Regions from separate parts of the Homo sapiens genome. Here region 2 is linked to region 1. Evidence: chromatin contacts called from ENCODE Hi-C or POLR2A ChIA-PET data. All regions are on one chromosome and are shown on one strand. The core of a region is the stretch at or near the end of the contact, and the rest is flanking DNA. Distances in the headings are between cores, read along the strand shown. Region 1 overlaps PALLD (palladin, cytoskeletal associated protein). Region 2 overlaps PALLD (palladin, cytoskeletal associated protein).

Region 1 (4,274 bases), core at 1,402-3,901:
CTATCAGGTACTAATCTCATTACCTGGGTGACAAAATAATCTGTATGCCAAAGCCCTGCAACATGTAATTTACCCATGTAACAAACCTGCACACGTATCCCCGAATGTAAAAGTTGGAAAGAAAAAAAAAAAAGATTCTCATATACAAGAAACAAAAACCAAACAAAAATTATCCCCCAAATGGATAATCTAGTCTCAGGCATGGACTAAATAGGCACATATTCAGTAACATAAACACACACACACCCCTTCAATGTGATGCAAAGAAGGAAGGCAGAACTTTCCTAAGAAAGAAAGATAAATCAAGTCAGGAGCTCCGCAGGTCTGCCCGTTATTCCTACACAGGCTCTGGCCACTAGAGCATGGAGACAGCAAGAAATAACAGTGAAGGGAGTATGCACTTAGAGTTAATAGGCACTCATACCACCATGTTCATTAGAATTTCTATACATTCTTCTGACTTCATTGTAGAGTTTATACCTTCCCCTGAGCAAAAATGTTAAGGGGAAAGAGATCCTGGAGTCCCCCTGCAGGGTTTCCAGTCATGATTCCATTGCCCAAGTTACTCTACCCCTCTGTGACTCAGTTTCTTCATCTGTGAAATGGGAAGTATAATGATACCTACATCATTCTGTTTTATGATTAAATAATACATGGGGAAAATTAAAGCAGTACCTTGCAGCTAGTAACTGCTGCAGTAGTGTTACCTATTATCTTTATTATTTCTCATTTCTTAATTTTATATGGCAAAATGAAAATAACAAGTCAGGATTATACTACACAAATAATGAATATTCATTTATCTGGGAAGTTTTGCTTTTATTCATGCAGAATGCTTTACCTAAATTACATAAATATTTAAAAAGTTAACTCAAGGGCCAGGCACAGTGGCTCATGCCTGTAATTCCAGCACTTTGGGAGATTGAGGTGGGTAGATCACCTAAGGCCAGGAGTTCGAGACAAGCCTGGCCAACATGGTGAAACCCCCTCTCTACTAAAAATACAAAAAATTAGCCAGGCATGGAGGCGAGTGCCTGTAATTCCAGCTACTCAAGAGGCTGAGGCACAAGAATCACTTGAACCTGGGAGGCAGAGGTTGCAGTGAGCCAAGATCATATCACTGTACTCCACTCCAGCCTGGGTGACAGAGCGAGACTCTGTCTCAAAAAAAGAAAAAAAAAAAGTTAACTGAAAATTATTTGATTTGGAAAAAAATGGTAAAGTAGACATCACTGGCTAAAGATTGAATTGAAACACTGGTACTTTCTTACTAATAGCATTTCACAGATCACAAACTTCCCTGTATCTCTGATCCTTTGCTCACTAACACAAGCTTTGCTAGTGTTGGTTTCTTAATCTGACCTCATTGTGCACACACATGAAGTAAAAATTAGCATTACTGGCTGAAAAGTGGTGTGATTACAGGTGGGCGATTTTTTTCCCCCGACCAATTTGTTCAACTAATTCACTTTGAGTCAGCTTTACAGTAATTTTACTATAATTCTTTAAGAAACTGACAGCAGGGGGCAGTAAAAAACTTTTTCATGTGTTCATTTAATTAAATATGTCGTTCTAAATTCTGCATTTATATGTTATTTATGTAGATTATTTATACAGATTTATATACATGAAGAATTTGTTTCTTACATTTTACCTTTGACAGAAATGAATGTTTCAGATTCTATTTAGATTTTTTAACCTATCAATCTTGCAAATAAATAATTTTCATTAGACATTCATTCTCATGTCACTCAAAACAGTTCCACAGGTTTTCAAACTACATATGGTTCCACCTACATTTACTTCCAAAATAACCCTTGAAGTATACTACAACCTTTAAAAAATGACAGAAAGCAGTCCATTTAGCATTGAAGGATTAATTCAGGTGAACAGACCATAATTACTGTATTAAAATTCACTTAACCATTTGGTGATTCTAGGGGTCATCAAATTCACACTTCTGCCTCTTTGGGGGTAGCAGAACTAAAATTTAATTTAGTTAGTATCTGCAGTATTATTAACTAGTTTTCTCTTATTCTGCAGTCTATGAAAGTCCAAACTTGACAAATTATGCCCTTCTAGAATAATTAAGTCTCATAAAATGTTCCATTGTTGAAAGTTAGCTGGTCATGTTTGTATCCTATAGAGTTTTTTGGGTTTGGAGGCTGTTTTTGTTTGAGAGGGAGAGCATAGATGCTCATTGGATTTTTTAAATTTCTGTTCCAAAGATCTTGATCCTCCTTGTCATGTATTTGTAAGTGCACCAGACGCCTAAGAACATTGAGCTCTTTTGACCACATGAGACATATGACAGTCATAAGAGAAAATCTTTGAAGGAAATTTTCTATCAGGAAGAAAACCTTTATTAAAGATTTCCTGCAATGGGGCATTTTAGAACCTGACTCAGACTGTGTCAGTCCAGAGGACCTAGGACCTGGAGCTTAGGCAGACCTATTGATTGGCAGGCCATTTCCTGAGGTCACAGAAGCAGTTGACAGACGTGTGGAGAGGCAAGGAGATGTCAGGAGAATCTAAAGCAAGCCATAAGCAGAAGCCCAAGAGACACTGGTTGGTGAGAGCAGAGACGCTCCTCAGTGTTGGGTAGTTGGCAGCTGTACTGGGAGGTAAGTGAGGTATGGTGCCAAGAAGCTTGGCGGTTGGCCAATGGAAAGGTCCAGGCTGACTTATAGGGAATGCGTCACAGGAAAACATGGCAGCAGACAGTAGGATCAAGATACAGGAGCTGGAACACGGGGGAGAAACCTTTACCTTGCAAGAGTTTAAGCAAGTGAAAGTTAGGACCATAGCTCCAGAAAGACAAAAGAACAGAGCAGAATCTTAGTGACTCAACTGGGTCCAGATTAGGGAAACCAATTGCTAGGTTAACATGCCTGGGCTACTAAGCAGCTGGCTGGAGCTTAGATTAAACAACAGAGATTGTTTGCTTTTGAAAGCTGGCATGATGAACCTTACAAATGTGGATAAAGAAGCCCCCACTCAGGGAAGAAGTAACAGAAACAACAGGGTAAAACCAGGCCAGTCACTTCAAGGCAAGGCATTTGTACTTCACATGCAGTCACTTCACCCTCTCACACTGTGTGAACACCACTTATGACTACAAACAGGACTGAAAATATGTTTTCCTCCTTTATTATTGCATATCCAACAAAATCTCAACAAGAGAAAGAAGAGCTGATAGAAGAAAACCCTATGCATAAAAAAGGACGTTATATACAATTGAGGTAGTATTCACATGATATGCAAATTATATTAACAATTTGAATTACTACATTAAATGAAATCAAGTCAGAATTCATTTTTTCTCTGCTTATGCTCAAATGTCCCATATTCTCATATACTCCTTCCAAACAGCATAAAGACCTGTTCCCTGACATCACTCACCTTCCCTGTTCTCTCCACTCTTGACTTTGTGAGTTAGTAAAAAATTTGTGAAGAATTTTAGTTCAAAATTACCTCCGGTATTATAAAAAGGAGGCCTTATATTTTTAAAGGTATTTATTTATTTTTAAAGGTATTATTTATTTATTTTAAAGGTATTTATACCTTTAAAAATATTTTATCAACTGTATGTTTTAAACCATTTAAATGTAAGGAGACTGGGATCAAAAACTGTGAAATGATGTGCCTAGTAATACAAAAATCATTCATTAGTCATGGAGACTGGAGTATAACTCAGCTCTTATGATTCTTGATCCCATGCTGCAGTTGTTAATGAGAAGACTTAGCCACTGTCACTGTGGAGTTAGAAGTTATGCATAGCTTACTGAAAGCCTCCAGAAATGGAGATAGTGGAATTGCCACCTTTAAAAATCTACGCTTGGAATTCATATTCCAAATATCTTCAAAGAAAATGGTAGCCTGGCAATTTCCAGTATCTTTCTCTATGGAAAAAGAAAACAAATCCCTTCATGGGTATCCTTCCCTTTTTTTGTATTAAGTTAATCATGGTCAATCAACAGAAAATATTTTTTAAGGTGGGTATAGTTAGTGTAGAAACATTCAGTGTTGGGTAGTTGGCAGCTGTAGTGGGAGGTGAGTGAAGTGTGGTGCCAAGGAGCTTGGCAATTGGCCATTGGAAAAGTCCAGGCTGACGCACAGGGAATGCGCCACAGGAAAACATGGCAGCAGGAAGCAGGATCAAGACACAGGGACTGGGACATGGGAAGAAACTATGTTATTCTCAATCAAATTACTACAAATAAAGTTATTATTCAGAAAATAACTACAAATAAAACAAAGCATTCCTGTTTTAT
Region 2 (3,848 bases), core at 130-2,629, 180 kb after region 1:
TTTTGATTGTGAATTATTTAATAAAATTAGTCCTAAACAGCTTCATGGAATCACCTGACCTCTAGAACGTACTTAAATGCCATTTGCTTTAATGTAGCAAAATCATGCAGAAAAGAGCAAGATATGGAAGGCCTTCCTTTTAAATCCCTTGTCCTAGCAATGCAGAAAAATGTTTCCTCTTTGTGTTCACTGAATTTTCTTATTTACATAGTTAGATCTGAAAGCGTTTAAGAAAACAGATTCCTTCATTCCAACTACAATAATAGCATTTTCTGAAAAATTTCTCCTGGCAGAGAAATATTTCTAGCAAATCTGTCAATACACCAAAAAATATTATATAGTCAGGAGCTATTAAAAACTAACACAATGAGTTTTCCTGACCTACGATGATTTCTCCACAATTGTTTTTACCATGACACGACGAGACTTTCTTCTTTCCCTTTTACAGCGTTAAAATGCTGTGCTTCAGGAAATCAGCCGTTGGCATGCAGCATTAAATAAAATCCATGATCATGTTTTTTAAACAAAAAAAACCCTTAAACACATGAATGACCACGCAAGTGACTAATTATATGAGTTGTTGTGAGTAAGAACTTCAGAACAAGCAAATGTTACAGTGTATTTGTGCTTAAACAATGTTTTGTCATGCCTGTCAAAACTAGGTATGATTCTTTTACTAGTTGCCAAGTGTTTTCCTTACATTGACCTTGAAGTTGCTATGTCAGAGGAAAAAACAAAAAATAAATATGACTGTTTACCTTCTTTAAATGACCTGATTGACTGTTATATCTAATGGACCTCTGAGCTATTAAACTATATAGAAGTATGTAGGAACCGGCTTCCCTAAAAACTGTTTTCTTAGCCATTGTTAAGTGGAAGGAAGAAAAACAGACGTGACTACAATACATCTGAGGCAAGAGATAAATTTTATAGGACTAGGTCAGTGATATTTTCCAAATGCTAAAACATAAATAGCCTTTGAAATTCAGGAAAACATTTAAGCATTCTGTTTTTATTACTGTCTCTTCCTACCCTCTTCCTTTCCTCTGAGAGAGTCACTCTTGCTCGCTCTCTCCCCCTCCTCTCTGTCTCTTTCTCTCCCCTCACCTCCTTCATTCCCTGCCTCTCTTCCTCTTTCTCCATCTCACTCCCTCATTCTTTTTATTTATTTTTTCTTTACTCTTCTCTTTACTCTCTTCTCTTTACTCTCTTCCTTATTCATGGGCAAGATGTTTTAAAGCTCCAGAAATAAAGTTGAAATTCCCTAGTACCTAGATATAGCCCCATTAGGAATTAGATATTTAGATAAAGAAGGAAATAGCAGGTTGTCTCCAAATGGATCTGTGCAACTGAAACAGGTTTTTCTTGTCACTGCTGCGTCGTATCTGTCTGATGTGTTTTACACTCCCCTCTCTGTCTAGACAGAAGTCAGCTTGCATCACAAATCTTTTCAGACTGTTTTGTGAATTAATAGCTAGTCAGCTTACTTAAGACCAACATCCGTTTGTCATAGTACCTTCTCTGGCCTTCTTTGAAATTCTGACTTTGTACTGATAGACTCCTTCAAAGACTAGTCTGGGGGTGGGGGACACAGAAGACTCATTTGACAGCTGTTAATACTCAGTCTCTTACTCACTCAGCTGTCTGGAAACAGCCACAAACTGTGTTGAGTTACTTCTATAGCACTGTCTAATAGCGTGCAAAATTAAAAACACAAAAACGCGTCTTACTGGTTGTGGAATTATACATATAAAAGTATATTGCCTCCTGCTTTCAATTTTAATTTCTGCTCACCAGTGTGACCCATGCTAGATCTTGTACGGTAGAGTCTAGGCTTTGATTCTCTGATTCAAAATATAAAGTAAGTTACACTTAGTTAAATGTACTAAGGTGCTGTTGTAGGAGGGCAATGATAGGGATGTTTCTTGAGATCCCAGTAGATTGTATGCAGTAAAAACTTAATGCATGTTCTAGGTTAGGACGGTGGGTTGAACAAAAGTAGGCCATATGAAACTTATAGTTCACCAAGAGTGTGACAGGATGCCCTGGGGTGCCACACCACGCTGACAGGGATGCTGTAATATATTTGAAATTTTTTTATGCAAACACATTCAAACTTGACATTTGACAGATATGACACAATGACTGGCTTGAACTAGTTCAGAATTTCAACATTAGATCACCCTCCATTCTTTTCTATGACATAATCTCTTTGTGAAACTGAGTTTTTGATGAGTGTGTGATAAAAAGTAAGTACCTCATGAAAATCCATGTAAAACATGAAATGAGGCTGGCTCATCCAATCTGATTCCAAGAGAGGTGGTACAGTGCCCAGCAGATGCACACAGCCATTAGTAAGAAATAGTGGTTATTTAAGAATAAAATAATAGTATTTTTCTTTCAATTTATATGTATTTTTAAACACTAAATTGTTTAGGCATAAACACTTATTAAGTTCTTTGGAAATAACTACATAACAAACATAACTATTAGTTATGTCTTTTGGCTTAGGAGCACCATTTAAAAAGTATTGAGAAACTTAGAGTCCCATGAACCAAGAAAGTTTGTTTTACTCTCTAGAGGAGGAGTGTCCAATCTTTTGAATTCCCTGGGCCACACTGGAAGAAGAATTACCTGGGGTCACATATAAAATACACTAACACTAATCATAGCTTTTGAGCTTAAAAAAAAAATCTCATAATGTTTTAGGAAAGTTTATGAATTTATGTTGGGCCACATTCAAAGCTGTCCTGGGCCACATGTGGCTCAGAGGCCACGGGTTGGACAAGCTTGCTCTAGAGGGAGAGGGGGAAGACTCAAGACACATTTGAGTACACAGCAAAAAGAAAATTGAGTGGGTTTTGAAATTCTTAATGCCAAATGTGCCTATTTCCAGTCCTCTTCCAGGACTCACATTCCAGCCTGCTGGCCTATGAACTTTACCTCTCTCAGCAGAGACTGAAGGACTCTTCTCTGGGCAATTTAAACATCCCGAGAGAAAAAATAAATCCAAAGATAATGATTTGGGAGTTTCTCTTATAAAGATGCCACTTAGATTGTGCTATAGGGAAGGCCAAAGTGGATAAGTTCCTCTCTTATACTCAGAGCTTAATAAACTCCCATCCCTGTCAGACAAGCAGAGAGAAAAGGCATCTGGAGAAAACCTCTAGCATGAATGATATAGAAAAAAACAAGTGACCTTCCTAAAAGGGAACTTTGAGAAAATGGGTTTGCAAAGAGAGGAAAATGTAAAACAAAAACAAACAAACAAAATCTCTCTTAAAGGATCCAAGGAAATCATTCCACCCAAGAAATAAAAATGAAAAGCTAGAAAAAAAAAAGAGAGGGGAGGACACTTGTAAAACAGAGTTCTTGAAATGAAAAGTTCATAGCAGAAATAAAACGAGCAGATGTCCCACAAAGTACAGCAAAATGACGAAGAAGGGATGTAAGAGAGAAAAGGCAACAAAGTTAGAGATGCATAGCTGAATAACTGGGATTCCAGAAGGAGAGAAGAAAGAAGCGGCGAGAGACAGGATTATCAATGAAATAATTTTTTTAAAGTTCCCCAAACTGAAAGTTATCAATTGCCAGATGGAAAAATCCACTGATTGCACAACATATGGAATAAACCCAGACCCAGGCACGTCATCATGAAATTCAGAATTTCCAGGACAAGGAGATCATGTTATAAGTGTCCTGGGAGAAAACATCAGGTTATATATACAAACTAGCAAGATGCAAATAGCTTAGGCCTTCTCAGCAGTCACACTAGACACAACGAGACAATGAAGCAAGAACTTCAAAATTGTGAAAAAAGTTACCTACAACTTGGAATTCTGCCCCTA

Evidence for each region. Hi-C counts contacts between places; a loop is a spot of excess contacts on that map. ChIA-PET counts read pairs that join two places held with the same protein, here RNA polymerase II (POLR2A). Pooled maps may share reads with other maps.
Region 2: a map of endothelial cell of umbilical vein shows a loop between it and region 1 (3-fold over the local background). The contact joins two enhancer-like sites. A Hi-C loop is called at or near these places in 11 of 168 maps with a recorded cell type or tissue (Calu3, IMR-90, Right ventricle myocardium superior and 7 more) and 11 of 50 pooled maps. POLR2A ChIA-PET finds 5 or more read pairs at or near these places in 1 of 52 experiments (Panc1).

The regions. Positions count from the first base shown.
Region 1 is chr4:168,512,947-168,517,220 of GRCh38, forward strand. All of the region lies in intron 2 of PALLD (palladin, cytoskeletal associated protein), which reads left to right. The region is part of intron 1 of LOC107986198 (a long non-coding RNA gene); the gene reads right to left. Among named protein-coding and RNA genes, the nearest start is that of PALLD, 18 kb to the left of the region's middle. Within about 2 kb of position 2,652, at least 5 of the 41 ENCODE cell types and tissues checked have a DNase peak (open chromatin) inside an H3K27ac peak, as active enhancers do.
Region 2 is chr4:168,693,357-168,697,204 of GRCh38, forward strand. All of the region lies in intron 8 of PALLD (palladin, cytoskeletal associated protein), which reads left to right. Among named protein-coding and RNA genes, the nearest start is that of PALLD-AS1, 47 kb to the left of the region's middle. Within about 2 kb of position 1,380, at least 4 of the 41 ENCODE cell types and tissues checked have a DNase peak (open chromatin) inside an H3K27ac peak, as active enhancers do.